Regions from separate parts of the Homo sapiens genome. Here region 1 is linked to region 2. Evidence: chromatin contacts called from ENCODE Hi-C or POLR2A ChIA-PET data. All regions are on one chromosome and are shown on one strand. Each heading gives the region's core, a stretch centred on a gene start or an enhancer-like site at or near the end of the contact. The rest is flanking DNA. Distances are from core to core; before and after follow the strand shown. Region 1 overlaps CXCR5 (C-X-C motif chemokine receptor 5). Region 2 overlaps LOC124902766 (endogenous retrovirus group K member 7 Env polyprotein-like).

Region 1 (6,175 bases), core at 3,194-5,693, 180 kb before region 2:
CTGCCAACCCGCCAGGACCTCTCAAGTCGCCCCAGGTCCTCGGCTCCTCCCTCAGTGTCCGTTCACCCACTGGCTCGCCCAGCAGGCTCAAGTCTCCTTCCATGGCGGTGCCTTCTCCAGGCTGGGTTGCCTCACCTAAGACGGCCATGCCCAGCCCGGGGGTCTCCCAGAACAAGCAGCCGCCTCTCAACATGAACTCTTCCACCACCCTGAGCAACATGGAACAGGGTGAGTCAATTGCGCAGGCAGGCAGGCAGGCAGGCAGGCAGGCGCTGAGCAGTGTGTCCATGCTGGGGCTGGGCAGTGAGTGAGTAAGGGCCTGTGTACCACGGGCCCAGAGGTGGATGGCTCTGCTTATGGGGCAGATGATGACATTTGTGGGCTTTCTCAGGGGGTACCACGTGAGTCTCCCAGGCATTTTGAGTGATCGTACTTGGGGCCTGGGATCTTCCCCTTGCCTGGGGCCCTGAGGCTGCAGGAATTGCTTGAAGACTGGTGGGCTCTGGAGATAGTGGGGGCCTGTGGGTGTGTCTGAAGGACCAGGTGATTTGGGGAACTGACCGCTTCCTAAACCTCCCCATATCCACAGCCAAACTCATCTGCCCCTCCCCAGTCACCCCTGCTCTCTTTGTCTCCCCGTTTCTGTAGGTACCCTCCCGCCTAGCGGCCCCCGGAGCAGCTCCTCAGCACCTCCCGCCAACCCTCCCAGCGGCCTCATGAACCCCAGCCTACCATTCACTTCCTCCCCAGACCCCACACCTTCCCAGAACCCCCTGTCACTGATGATGACCCAGATGTCCAAGTACGCCATGCCCAGCTCCACCCCGCTCTACCACAATGCCATCAAGACCATCGCCACCTCAGACGACGAGCTGCTGCCCGACCGGCCCCTGCTGCCCCCCCCACCACCACCGCAGGGCTCCGGGCCAGGTGCGAGGACAGGCCAGGGCCCCAGGGAGGCCAGCTGGTGTGGGCACTGGGAGCGGGGAGCACAGCTGTGGTTGTGCTGGCTTTTTTGTGCCTCTGAAGGCCCTGGGTGTGGGGGTGGAGGCTCCGGGATGCTGTTCCCACTCGCTGGAGTCATTAGGGAAACCCAGCCCAGAGCACTCGAGTGGTCTTTCCAACACCTGGTGGTGTGTCTGGCGAACTGGGCCAGAACTTGGTCTCTTGGCTTCTAGCATCAATGCCTCCAGTCCCTTCCCTCCCAGCCAGGGGAAGCCAGTGGTGAAGACTTTGACCTCTGGCACCCCCTGGCTTGGGAGTGGGGAAGGCCTGAGCCCTGCACCCTCCCCGAGCTGGGCACACCGTGCCTGACCCCCTGTCTTCTATTCCCTACAGGGATCAGCAACAGCCAGCCCAGCCAGATGCACCTGAACTCAGCCGCTGCCCAGAGCCCTATGGGCATGAACCTGCCAGGCCAGCAGCCCCTGTCCCATGAGCCCCCGCCCGCCATGCTGCCCTCCCCCACCCCTCTGGGCTCCAACATTCCACTGCATCCCAACGCACAGGGGACAGGGGGGCCCCCTCAAAACTCCATGATGATGGCCCCAGGGGGCCCCGACTCCCTGAATGCCCCCTGTGGCCCAGTGCCCAGCTCCTCCCAGATGATGCCCTTCCCCCCTCGGCTGCAGCAGCCCCATGGTGCCATGGCCCCCACTGGGGGTGGGGGCGGGGGGCCTGGCCTGCAGCAGCACTACCCGTCAGGCATGGCCCTGCCTCCCGAGGACCTGCCCAACCAGCCGCCAGGCCCCATGCCTCCCCAGCAGCACCTGATGGGCAAAGCCATGGCTGGGCGCATGGGCGACGCATACCCACCGGGTGTGCTCCCTGGGGTGGCATCAGTGCTGAACGACCCCGAGCTGAGCGAGGTGATCCGGCCCACCCCAACGGGGATCCCCGAGTTCGACTTGTCGAGGATCATCCCCTCTGAGAAGCCAAGCAGCACCCTCCAGTACTTCCCCAAGAGCGAGAACCAGCCCCCCAAGGCTCAGCCCCCTAATCTGCATCTCATGAACCTGCAGAACATGATGGCGGAGCAGACTCCCTCTCGGCCTCCCAACCTCCCAGGCCAGCAGGGCGTCCAGCGGGGGCTCAACATGTCCATGTGCCACCCTGGACAGATGTCCTTGCTGGGCAGGACAGGCGTGCCCCCACAGCAGGGGATGGTGCCCCATGGCCTGCACCAGGGGGTCATGTCCCCTCCACAAGGCCTCATGACCCAGCAGAATTTCATGCTGATGAAGCAGCGGGGCGTGGGGGGCGAGGTCTACAGCCAGCCGCCCCACATGCTCTCCCCGCAGGGCTCCCTCATGGGCCCCCCGCCCCAGCAGAACCTCATGGTGTCCCACCCCCTTCGGCAGCGCAGTGTGTCCCTGGACAGCCAGATGGGCTACCTCCCGGCACCAGGCGGCATGGCCAACCTGCCCTTCTAGAAGTCGCTGCCAGGGCTGGAGCCGGGGCAATGTTGCAAATACGATAACCTTAACAAAGTTCTTCCCCTCAATGTTGGGATGGCCTGGGTCGCGGGGTGGGGTGGAGGGGGTGGGAGGGGGCTTGTGTAGGGAGTGGCATTTGTGGAAACCAGATGTGCTGGCAGCTTAGGGGGAAGTGGCAGTGTGGGGTGGGGGATTTTGCATTGGGGTTGGTTCCATTTCGGCCACCAGGACTGCCCCTCCCCCACTCCTCCCAATTCCTATGGAGCCTCTCTATTTTACCTCTTTCCGTGCATCCCTGCACCCGCCACACCCCCTTCAGCTATGCTTTTGGAGTCCTGGATGGGAATCTGGGGGGAGAGAGGAAGGACAGGTCAGGTCTCCCCCAGCCCCTTCTGCTCCTGTCTCCTCGTGTCCGCATTGCTGGAGCTCCACCTCCCTCTTGGTTTCTCCGCACCCGCCCATTTTCCTTCTGTCTTTACCTGCTTCGTATCCTTTCCCTGCTGATGTGGCTGACCCCTCTCCCACCCCTCCCTGCAGGCGGCTGGCCAGGTGGGCAGGTGCCAGCCGGAGCTGTAAATAGAGCGCTGCGCTTTTGTGCTGGTTTGTGCGTGTGCTGTATTTCTGTGTTTTGATAGAAGTCACACAAAAAAAAAAGGATAAAAGAAACCCTTCCCCCCTTCTTCAAGTTATTGCTCCCTCCATTCCCCTGGACCCAGGGACATGCAGCCCTACATGGCCACCCACTGTTTGCAGTGTCTCTGGGTCCCTAAGGGATACCATTCCTGTCTCGTCCCCAAATGGTAAGATGACGTAAATGACCCACTCCTAAACTGAGGTCAGACCACCTAGGCTTCCACCTGGTGAGCCCTAGCAGGGCTGAGACCCCCAGGGCGGCAGCCTGTCTGCTGCTGAGTGATTCAGGGAGAACATGTGTGCACGTGCATGTGTGTTTGCCCACACCGGTGACACGGGGCCCTGGCTTTCCACTTTGGATGCCCGGGCATCCGCTGCTGCTACATCTTAGCCAGAACTTGAAGTCTTTTGTCCCAGTTTGGGATGAAGGAAAGGAGGAAGAGGCGGTGGCTGTGTGGCCCCCTTGAGTGGAGCCATGGAAGGGGTGGCATGGTGCCACTGGGGCCTGTGGCTGTAGTAGCCCTGGGCCAGGTAACCTCCAGGGCCCTGACTTTTCCAGAGGCTGCTGCCACCTACTTCTTATCAAAGAAGGGGGAGAACAGTTCATCTGAGTCAGTGCACCTCCCCTCCAGTCTCCACTCCCTGAGGATGGAATCGGGGAAACAGCATCCTGCCGCCTCCTCTCTGCCTGCCCACTCACCGGCAAGGTTGTCCCTCTGCCCAGGGCTCAGGGCCATGTACCAGATCTGTCTGTGCCCACCCAGGCACAGCCACTGCCTCCCCCTTGGCTCCCTGCTCCTACCCAGGAGAGCTCCCTATCCGCCTTTGGTCAGAGCTGAAGCCATATACGACTGGGTGTTTGTCCCCCTACTTTGGCCCCAGGAGTAAAAAAACTTCTCCTTTTCTCACTTCCTTTCCTGCCTCGGGAGGTGGCAGGGCAGTTCCCTGGCTGAGGCCTTTTGCGCCCCACCTCCAGGACCAAGGGCCATTCTAGACAGGGTGTCTTCTACCAGGACCCGTCCCTAGCCTTCCTGGCCTGGAGGGCCTGGTCTTGCACTGGCAGCTGTAATACAAAGGGAACTCGCCCCACTTCTCCCAGCCTGGTGCTGTCCTCTCGGCCCACCATCGGCCAGGTCCAGCGCTTCCTCTGGGGCTGACAACAGGCCCCTGACTCACCCCGGTCACCTCCCAGGGTCCATGGCCAGGGCCTCTGTGTTTGGGGGGCCACTTGCCCTTCATCCTGCCAGGCGCTTTGCCCGCCCTGCCTCAGCCTGGGCCCTGTGCCCTTGAGCCCTCCACCCCTGGCCCAAGACCCCCCCAAACTGTCTGACTCTGTGTTTCCTGCCCTGAGGAGAGAGGGGTCAGATTGCAGCGGGCCGAGTGCCCTCTCCGTCCCCTCTCCTCCCACCCACGCCACAGGCCAGCCTACTCTTCCCTCCATCCATGGCCACACCCCCAGCCATTTTGTACCATTATATAAATATATATATAAATATAAATATATAAATACAATATGTGAAGACATCTTCTTGGTTTTTATTTTGAAACAATTTTTAGGCTTGTTCCGGGGGTCTCTGTGCTGCCTGTACTGTATTGACCTGTTTTATAGGTGCCTTTTTATTAAAAAGAAAATTCAAAATCCAGCCTCTTGCCTCTTTGCATCTGCTTCAGACTCCCCCATCGATTACCCAGCTTGCGAGGAGATACTCAGAGAAAAAAGGGACGTCTTAGGGCTTCCTCGTTGTCCTGCCGTGAAGACACTCTCACGTGAGCCACAGCTGTTATTTCCCCAGTGGGGCCTCCCAAGGAGCTTGGCTGCTTGGCTTGAGTGGGACAAGGGCAGGGGTCCCTGACTCCCCACCTGATCAAAGGCTGGGGAGGTGGTAGGGAGCACCCAGAACTGCCGGACGGGCCTCCCACACCCCAGGTGAGCAAACAAGCACGGAGCAGCTTCCTGCGGTTCCATCTGAGTGACATCCTCACGGGGGCAGGGCACGGCTTCCTGGGGCCTGGGGACTTCCCTGCCTCAGTGTGTTTCTTACACTTCCCTGCCTAAGGTGATGCCACGGAGGGGATGGTTGAGATGACTCCCACGGGCCCCTTCCAGTCCACCTTTCTCCGTTCCGACTCTGAGTTTCCTCGGGTCTATAGCTTATGGGAAGGGAGTGAGGAGGGGACAAGCCAGCCTCCTTCCCCATCAATGCCCACAACCTCCCATCCCCTGGACCCAGCCACCCTAGGAGTTCTCCACCCCACCCCATCTCGCCTGGCGGAGGGGACCGCCGGGTTTGATTGATCCATCTCCCTCCTTGGGGTTCGGGAAGAAAGCTCTTTTCTTCCCTCTGTCGGGTTTCTTTCTTGCTTCTCGGCCTTCACGCTTCCTCAGGTCACTGGCTGGCCTCCAAGGGCACCTAGAGTCAGCCCTGCCTGCAGACCACCCAGGATCCGGTGACATGGGGTGGACCCAGCGCTGTTTCGGTCAGAGCCAGGGGCAGCTACCTGAACTCAACCAGTCTGAGCTTCCTGCTTGGTCAAGATGACTGCAGGCTTGGGGGCCTGGCAGAATGTCTGTGTTTTTAGGGACTGAGTTGTCCGAAGGCCACACTCTGCTGCCAGCTGGCCTTTCCTCAGCCTTAACCTCCACTCATCCCCTGGTGCTCAGCTTCTGGCTTTGTTTGACAGGTGGGCAGGAGGAGAGAGGGGAAGCTGTGGAGGTCAGCAGCCCCTAAGCTGATGGAGTGTGTTCTGGGAGGGGCAGGCGCTCTCCGTTGGCAAGGGCAGAAGTAGAAGTTGTTTCTTGAGCATTGGATGATTAGGATGGGAGGTGCGTGAGGTTCTCTCAGCCCAGGGGGGTGCAGATGGGTAAGGACAGCCTTCACTGTGCCTTTGAGCTGCTTTCCGCTCCCTGGGCTCCAGCCTAGCCCCAGGGCCGGCAGAAGAGCTGGCAGGGATGTTCTAGAAATGGGGGTTGGTTCCTCTAGCTACCCCAAATGAGGATACTCCTAGGACACTCTTAGCCACGGTGAGCCCTTAGGATCCCAGCTCCTGTTGGAAGGAGCATCCAGCATCACTGCCTGCCCCAAGGAAAAGCAGCAATAAAAGGGGAC
Region 2 (6,489 bases), core at 3,642-6,141:
ACCCAGCCCAGTTCATGGCTCGTTCGGCAGCAACCCTGAGATGCTTTACAGCCCTAGACCTAAAAGGTCAAAAGGCTGTATTATTCTCAATATACATTTTATTACTCAATCTGCTCCCGACATTAAATAAAACTCCAAAAATTAAATTCCAGCCCTCAAACCCCACAACAGGATTTAATTAACCTCACCTTCAAGGTGTACAATAATAGAAAAAAGTCGCAATTCCTTGCCTTTACTGTGAGACAAACCCCAGCCACATCTCCAGCCCACAAGAACTTCCAAACGCCTAAACCGCAGTGGCCAGGCGTTCCTCCAGAACCTCCTCCCCCAGGAACTTGCTACAAGTGCCAGAAATCTGACCACCAGGCCGAGGAATGCCTGCAGCCCAGGATTCCTCCTAAGCCGTGTCCCATCTGCGCGGGACCCCACTGGAAATCGGACTGTTCAACTCACCTGGCAGCCACTCCCAGAACCCCTGGAATTCTGGCCCAAGGCTCTCTGACTGACTCCTTCTCGGCTTAGCAGCTGAAGACTGATGCTGCCTGATCGCCTTGGAAGCCCCGTAGACCATCGCGGATGCCGAGCTTTAAGTAATCTCACAGTGGAGGGTAAGTCCTTCCCCTTCTTAGTCAATACGGAGGCTACCCACTCCACATTACCTACTTTTCAAAGGCCTGTTTCCCTTGCCTCCATAACTGCTGTGCGTATTGACAGCCAGACTTCTAAACCTCTTAAAACTCCCCAACCCTGCTGCCAATTTAGACAATACTCTTTTGAGCACTCCTTTTAGTTATCCCCACCTGCCCAGTTCCCTTATTAGGCTGAGACACTTTAACTAAATGATCTGCTTCCCTGACTATTCCTGGATTACAGCTGCATCTTATTGCTGCCCTTCTTCCCAATCCAAAGCCTCCTTTGCGTCCTCCTCTTGTATTCCCCCACCTTAACCCACAAGTATAAGATACCTCTACTCCCTCCTTGGTGACCAATCATGCACCCCTTACCATCTCATTAAAACCTAATCACCCTCACACGGCTCAATGCCAATATCCCATCCCACAGCATGCTTTGAAAGGATTAAAGCCTGTTATCACTCGCCTGCTACAGCATGGCCTTCTAAAGCCTATAAACTCTCCTTACAATTCCCCCATTTTACCTGTCCTAAAACCAGACAAGCCTTACAAGTTAGTTCAGGATCTATGCCTTATCAACCAAATTGTTTTGCCTATCCACCCCATGGTGCTAAACCCATATACTCTCCTATCCTCAATACCTCTCTCCACAATCCATTACTCTGTACTGGATCTCAAACGTGCTTTCTTTACTATTCCTTTGCACCCGTCATCCCAGCCTCTCTTCGCTTCACTTGGACTGACTCTGACACCCATCAGGCTCAGCAAATTACCTGGGCTGTACTGCCACAAGGCTTCACAGACAGCCCCCATTACTTCAGTCAAGCCCAAATTTCATCCTCATCTGTTACCTATCTCGGCATAATTCTCATAAAAACACACGTGCTCTCCCTGTTAATCATGTCTGATTAATCTCCCAAACCTCAATCCCTTACAAAACAACAACTCCTTTCCTTCCTAGGCATGGTTAGTGCGGTCAGAATTCTTACACAAGAGCCAGGACCGCACCCTGTAGCCTTTCTGTGCAAACAACTTGACCTTACTGTTTTAGCCTAGCCCTCATGTCTCCGTGCAGCGGCTGCTGCCGCCCTAATACTTTTAGAGGCCCTCAAAATCACAAACTATGCTCAACTTACTCTCTACATTTCTCATAACTTCCAAAATCTATTTTCTTCCTCATACCTGACGCATATACTTTCTGCTCCCTGGCTCCTTCAGCTGTACTCACTCGTTGTTAAGTCCCACAATTACCATTGTTCCTGGCCCGGACTTCAATCCGGCCTCCCACATTATTCCTGATACCACACCTGACCCCCATGACTGTATCTCTCTGATCCACCTGACATTCACCCAATTTCCCCATATTTCCTTCTTTCCTGTTCCTCACCCTGATCACGCTTGATTTATTGATGGTGGTTTCCACCAGGCCTAATCGCCACACACCAGCAAAGGCAGGTTATGCTATAGTACAAGCCACTAGCCGGCCTCTTAGAACCTCCCATTTCCTTTCCATCGTGGAAATCTATCCTCAAGGAAATAACTTCTCAGTGTTCCATCTGCTATTCTACTATCCCTCAGGGATTATTCAGGCCCCCTCCCTTCCCTACACATCAAGCTCGAGGATTTGCCCCCACCCAGGACTGGCAAATTAGCTTTACTCAACATGCCCCGAGTCAGATAACTAAAATACCTCTTAGTCTAGGTAGACACTTTCACTGAATAGGTACAGACCTTTCCTACAGGGTCTGAGAAGGCCACCGCAGTCATTTCTTCCCTTCTGTCAGACATAATTCCTCAGTTTAGTCTTCCCACCTCTATACAGTCTGTTAACAGACCAGCCTTTATTAGTCAAATCAGCCAAGCAGGTTTTCAGGCTCTTAGTATTCAGTGAAACCTTTATATCCCTTACTGTCCTGTGTCTTCAGGAAAAGTAGAACGGACTAAAGGTCTTTTAAAAACACACCTCACCAAGCTCAGCCACCAACTTAAAAAGGACTGGACAATACTTTTACCACTTTCCCTTCTCAGAAGTCAGACATGTCCTCAGAATGCTACAAGGTACAGCCCATTTGAGCTCCTGTATAGATGCTCCTTTTTATTAGGCCCCAGTCTCATTCCAGACATCAGACCAACTTCCACCGTGCCCCCAAAAAAACTTGTCATCCCTACTATCTTCTGTCTAGTCATACTCCTATTCACCGTTCTCAACTACTCATACATGCTCTGCTCTTGTTTACACTGCCGGTTTACACTGTTTCTCTAAGCCATCACAGCTGATATCTCCTGGTGCTATCCCCAAACTGCCACTCTTACCTCTTGAAGTAAATAAATAATCTTTGCTGGCAGGACTATGCTGAATCTCCTTAGGCACTCTCTAATCAGATGTCCTGAGTCGTCCCAATTCTTAGACCTTTTATACCTGTTTTTCTCCTTCTCTTATTCCATTTAGTTTTTCAATTCATACAAAACTGTATCCAGGCCATCACCAATAATTCTAAATGACAAATGTTTCTTCTAACAACCCCACAATATCACCCCTTACCACAAAATCTTCCTTCAGCTTAATCTCTCCCACTCTAGGTTCCCACGCCACCCCTAATCCCGCTCGAAGCAGCCCTGAGAAACATCCCCCATTATCTCTCCATACCATCCCCCAAAATTTTCGCCATCCCAACACTTTACCACTATTTCATTTTATTTTTCTTATTAATATAAGAAGACAGGAATGTCAGCCCTCTGGGCCCAAGCTAAGCCATCATATCCCCTGTGACCTGCACGTACACATCCAGATGGCTGGTTGCTGCCTTAACTGATGACAATCCACCACAAAAGAAGTGAAAATGGCCCGTTCCTGCCTTAACTGATGACATTGTCTTGTGAAATTCCTTCTCCTGGCTCATCCTGGCTCAAAAGCTCCCCCACTGAGCACCTTGTGACCCCCACTCCTGCCTGCCAGAGAACAACCCCCTTTGACTGTAATTTTCCTTTATCTACCCAAATCTTATAAAATGGCCCCACCCCTATCTCTCTTCACTGACTCTCTTTTTGGACTCAGCCTGCCTGCACCCAAGTGATTAAAAGCTTTATTGCTCACACAAAGCCTGTTTGGTGGTCTCTTTACACGGACGTGCATGAAAGTGGCCGGGCACAGTGGCTCAGGCCTGTAATCCCAGCACTTTGGGAGGCCGAGGCAGCTGGATCACAAAGTCAGGAGTTTGAGACTAGCCTGACCAACATGGTGAAACCCTGTCTCTACTAAAAATACAAAAATTAGCCGAGTGTGGTGGCATGCACCTGTAATCCCAGCTACTCAGGAAGCTGAGGCAGGAGAATCGCTTGAACCTGGGAGGCGGAGGTTGCAGTGAGCCAAGATCACGCTATTGCACTCCAGCCTGGGTGACAGAGAGAGACGCCATCTCAAAAAATAAAAATAAAAAGTAAAGGGGAAAAAGCAGGCAGGAGGGGAAAGGGAACATTAAAAAAAAAAAAAAGAGGGAGGATATGGTCACTTTGTTTTGCGGCTTTGTTTAAGCTCACTGAATCCACATGTTGCACAGGAAAAAAAGGGAGTAGAAGGCCGGGCACGGTGGCTCACGCCTGTAATCCCAGCACTTTGGGAGGCCGAGGTGGGAGGATCACCTGAGGTCAGGAGTTTGAGACCAGCCTGGCCAACAAGGCGAAACCCCATCTCTAATAAAAATACAAAAATTAGCCAGGCGTGGTGATGCACGCCTGTAATCCCAGCTACTGGGGAGGCTGAGGCAGGAGAATCGCTTGAACCCGGGAGGCAGAAGTTGCAGTGAGCCAAGATCACACCACTGCACTCCAGCCTGGGTGACAGAACAAGACTCCGTCTCAAAAAAAGAAAAAAAAAAAAGGGGGTGGGGGCGGGGGGTAAAAGGAACAGTCAATTCTGTATTCATCTCACATGGTAAATTGGCACTTTACATAAGACAAAATAAACAGAGTACAGGAAACAGTCAAATATGCATTTATCTTGGAGTGGGTGGGGACGATGATTTCTAGTCTCCTCTTGTCCCTTACCTACCCTCATCCCCCGCCTGCAAAGATAAGCTGTTAATTTACATTGTCAGGGTGAAGGAGGCCACCTGTGGCCTTCCATCTGCAGCTATCAGTTTAGAAACAAAAGGAAAGGCACTTGTTCCCGCCCCCTCCCGTGACTCAGCTTCCACACTTAACTTTTCCTTTTTGGCATAGTGAATTTGGGCTCCCAAGATTTTATTCTTCCTTTCACACTTTCTGGCTTATCAAGTTGCTCATTTACTTCTCAAGGTCAGCTAGGTGCCTGGAATTTCCCTTGAAGGAAGGAACTCAAGGTTTTTGTTTTATTTCCATGCTGGGGTGGTCGGGGGAGCAGCCACAGGCCTCTAAGGAGGAATCCTGCTCTGTCTCAATCACAGGGTCTCTGCTAAGAGAATGCAGCCTTCTAACATGCTGCTAGACACAGGCAGGATGAAACACTCCAGTCTGGTGGAACAAAACCTAAATCAAGCTTGTCCAACCCACAGCCCACAGAGTGCATGTGTCCCGAGACAGCCTTGAATGCGGCCCAATGCAAATTCTCAAACTTTCTTAAAACATCATGAGATTTTTTTGTGATTTTTTTTTTTTTTTTAGCTCATCAGCTATCGTTAGTGTATTTTATGTGCAGCCCAAGGCAATTCTTCTTCCAGAGCAGCCCAGGGAAGCCAAAAGATGGGGCAACCCTGAAAATCAAGTCACTGCAGTGTGGTTTCACAACCTTTTACACAGGCCTCAGAGCTAAGCTAGTGCAGGGATCCAGGGCCTGTGGCCTGAGACAGGCCAGGCCCCTTTGGGAAGGACCCTGCAATGTGCCACAGGTAACCTGTGACTCTTCCCCACGCCCTCACCCTCCCACCCCATATGCACAGAGGGATCTGCAGCCATTCCCCAGGGTAACGGGGGCAGTCACTGTGTGCAGGGGCAGATGTGGGTTTGGGGGCTGTAAATAAAAAATAAAATTCTAAGGCCCCCCTAATCATCTGAATGGACCCCTCCTCTTGGCCAAAGACATTCCAAAGTTAACCTGAAAAACTAGTTCAGGCCATGATAGAAAAGGAGGTTGGACATGCCTCATTATCCCTCCAGCATCAACATCAACACAAACCTTACCTCTGATAAGAAACATTTACAATCTATTCTCTCTGAAGCCTGCTACATGGAGGCTTCATTTACATGATAAAACCTTGATCTCCACATCCACTTATCATAACCCAGACATTCCTTTTTTACTGATAACTGTTTTTTTTTTTTTTTTTTTTTTTTTTTTTGGAGACAGAGTTTTGCTGTTGTTGCCCAGGCTGGAGTGCAATGGTGTGATCTCGGCTCACCACAACCTCTGCCTCCTGGGTTCAAGCGATTCTTCTGCCTCAGCCTCCTGAGTAGCTGGGATTACAGGCATGTGTCACCATGCCCGGCTAATTTTGTATTTTTAGTAGAGACAGGGTTTCTCCATGTTGGTCAGGCTGGTCTTGGACTCCTGACCTCAGGTGATCCGCCCACTTCAGCTGTATTCTGACCACCCTGGGCACATGTCATCAGGGCCTCCTGAGACTGTGCCATGGGCCCTGCTTAACCTTTGCAAAATAAACTTTTTTTTTTTTTTCAGACGAAGTCTTGCTCTGTCACCAGGCTGGAGTGCAGTGGTGTGATCTCAGCTCACTGCAACCTCTGCCTCCTGGGTTCAAGCAATTCTCCTGCCTCAGCCTCCTGAGAAGCTGGGACTACAGGCACGCACCACCACGCCCAGTTTATTTTTTGTATTTTTAGTAGAGACGAGGTTTCACCATGTTGGCCAGGATGGTCTCAATCTCTT

What was found. Hi-C counts contacts between places; a loop is a spot of excess contacts on that map. ChIA-PET counts read pairs that join two places held with the same protein, here RNA polymerase II (POLR2A). Pooled maps may share reads with other maps.
Region 1: a pooled map shows a loop between it and region 2 (2.0-fold over the local background). The contact joins two enhancer-like sites. A Hi-C loop is called at or near these places in 2 of 168 maps with a recorded cell type or tissue (astrocyte of the cerebellum and sciatic nerve) and 1 of 50 pooled maps. POLR2A ChIA-PET finds 5 or more read pairs at or near these places in 6 of 52 experiments (CD4-positive, alpha-beta T cell, CD4-positive, alpha-beta memory T cell, CD8-positive, alpha-beta T cell and 3 more).

The regions. Positions count from the first base shown.
Region 1 is chr11:118,894,672-118,900,846 of GRCh38, reverse strand. It overlaps CXCR5 (C-X-C motif chemokine receptor 5), which reads right to left. Exons shown (of 2, transcript NM_001716.5): 2 at 3,060-6,175. BCL9L (BCL9 like) reads left to right here. Exons shown (of 10, transcript NM_001378213.1): 8 at 1-228; 9 at 649-930; 10 at 1,339-4,711. The coding sequence ends at 2,432. Among named protein-coding and RNA genes, the nearest start is that of MIR4492, 13 kb to the left of the region's middle. RefSeq lists enhancers at 2,198-2,705, 4,325-5,083. Within about 2 kb of position 4,443, at least 8 of the 41 ENCODE cell types and tissues checked have a DNase peak (open chromatin) inside an H3K27ac peak, as active enhancers do.
Region 2 is chr11:118,714,312-118,720,800 of GRCh38, reverse strand. It overlaps LOC124902766 (endogenous retrovirus group K member 7 Env polyprotein-like), which reads left to right. Exons shown (of 3, transcript XR_007062912.1): 2 at 1-608. Among named protein-coding and RNA genes, the nearest start is that of TREH, 38 kb to the right of the region's middle. RefSeq lists enhancers at 392-1,133, 1,172-1,977, 2,786-3,591, 3,592-4,399, 4,400-5,205. Within about 2 kb of position 4,891, at least 6 of the 41 ENCODE cell types and tissues checked have a DNase peak (open chromatin) inside an H3K27ac peak, as active enhancers do.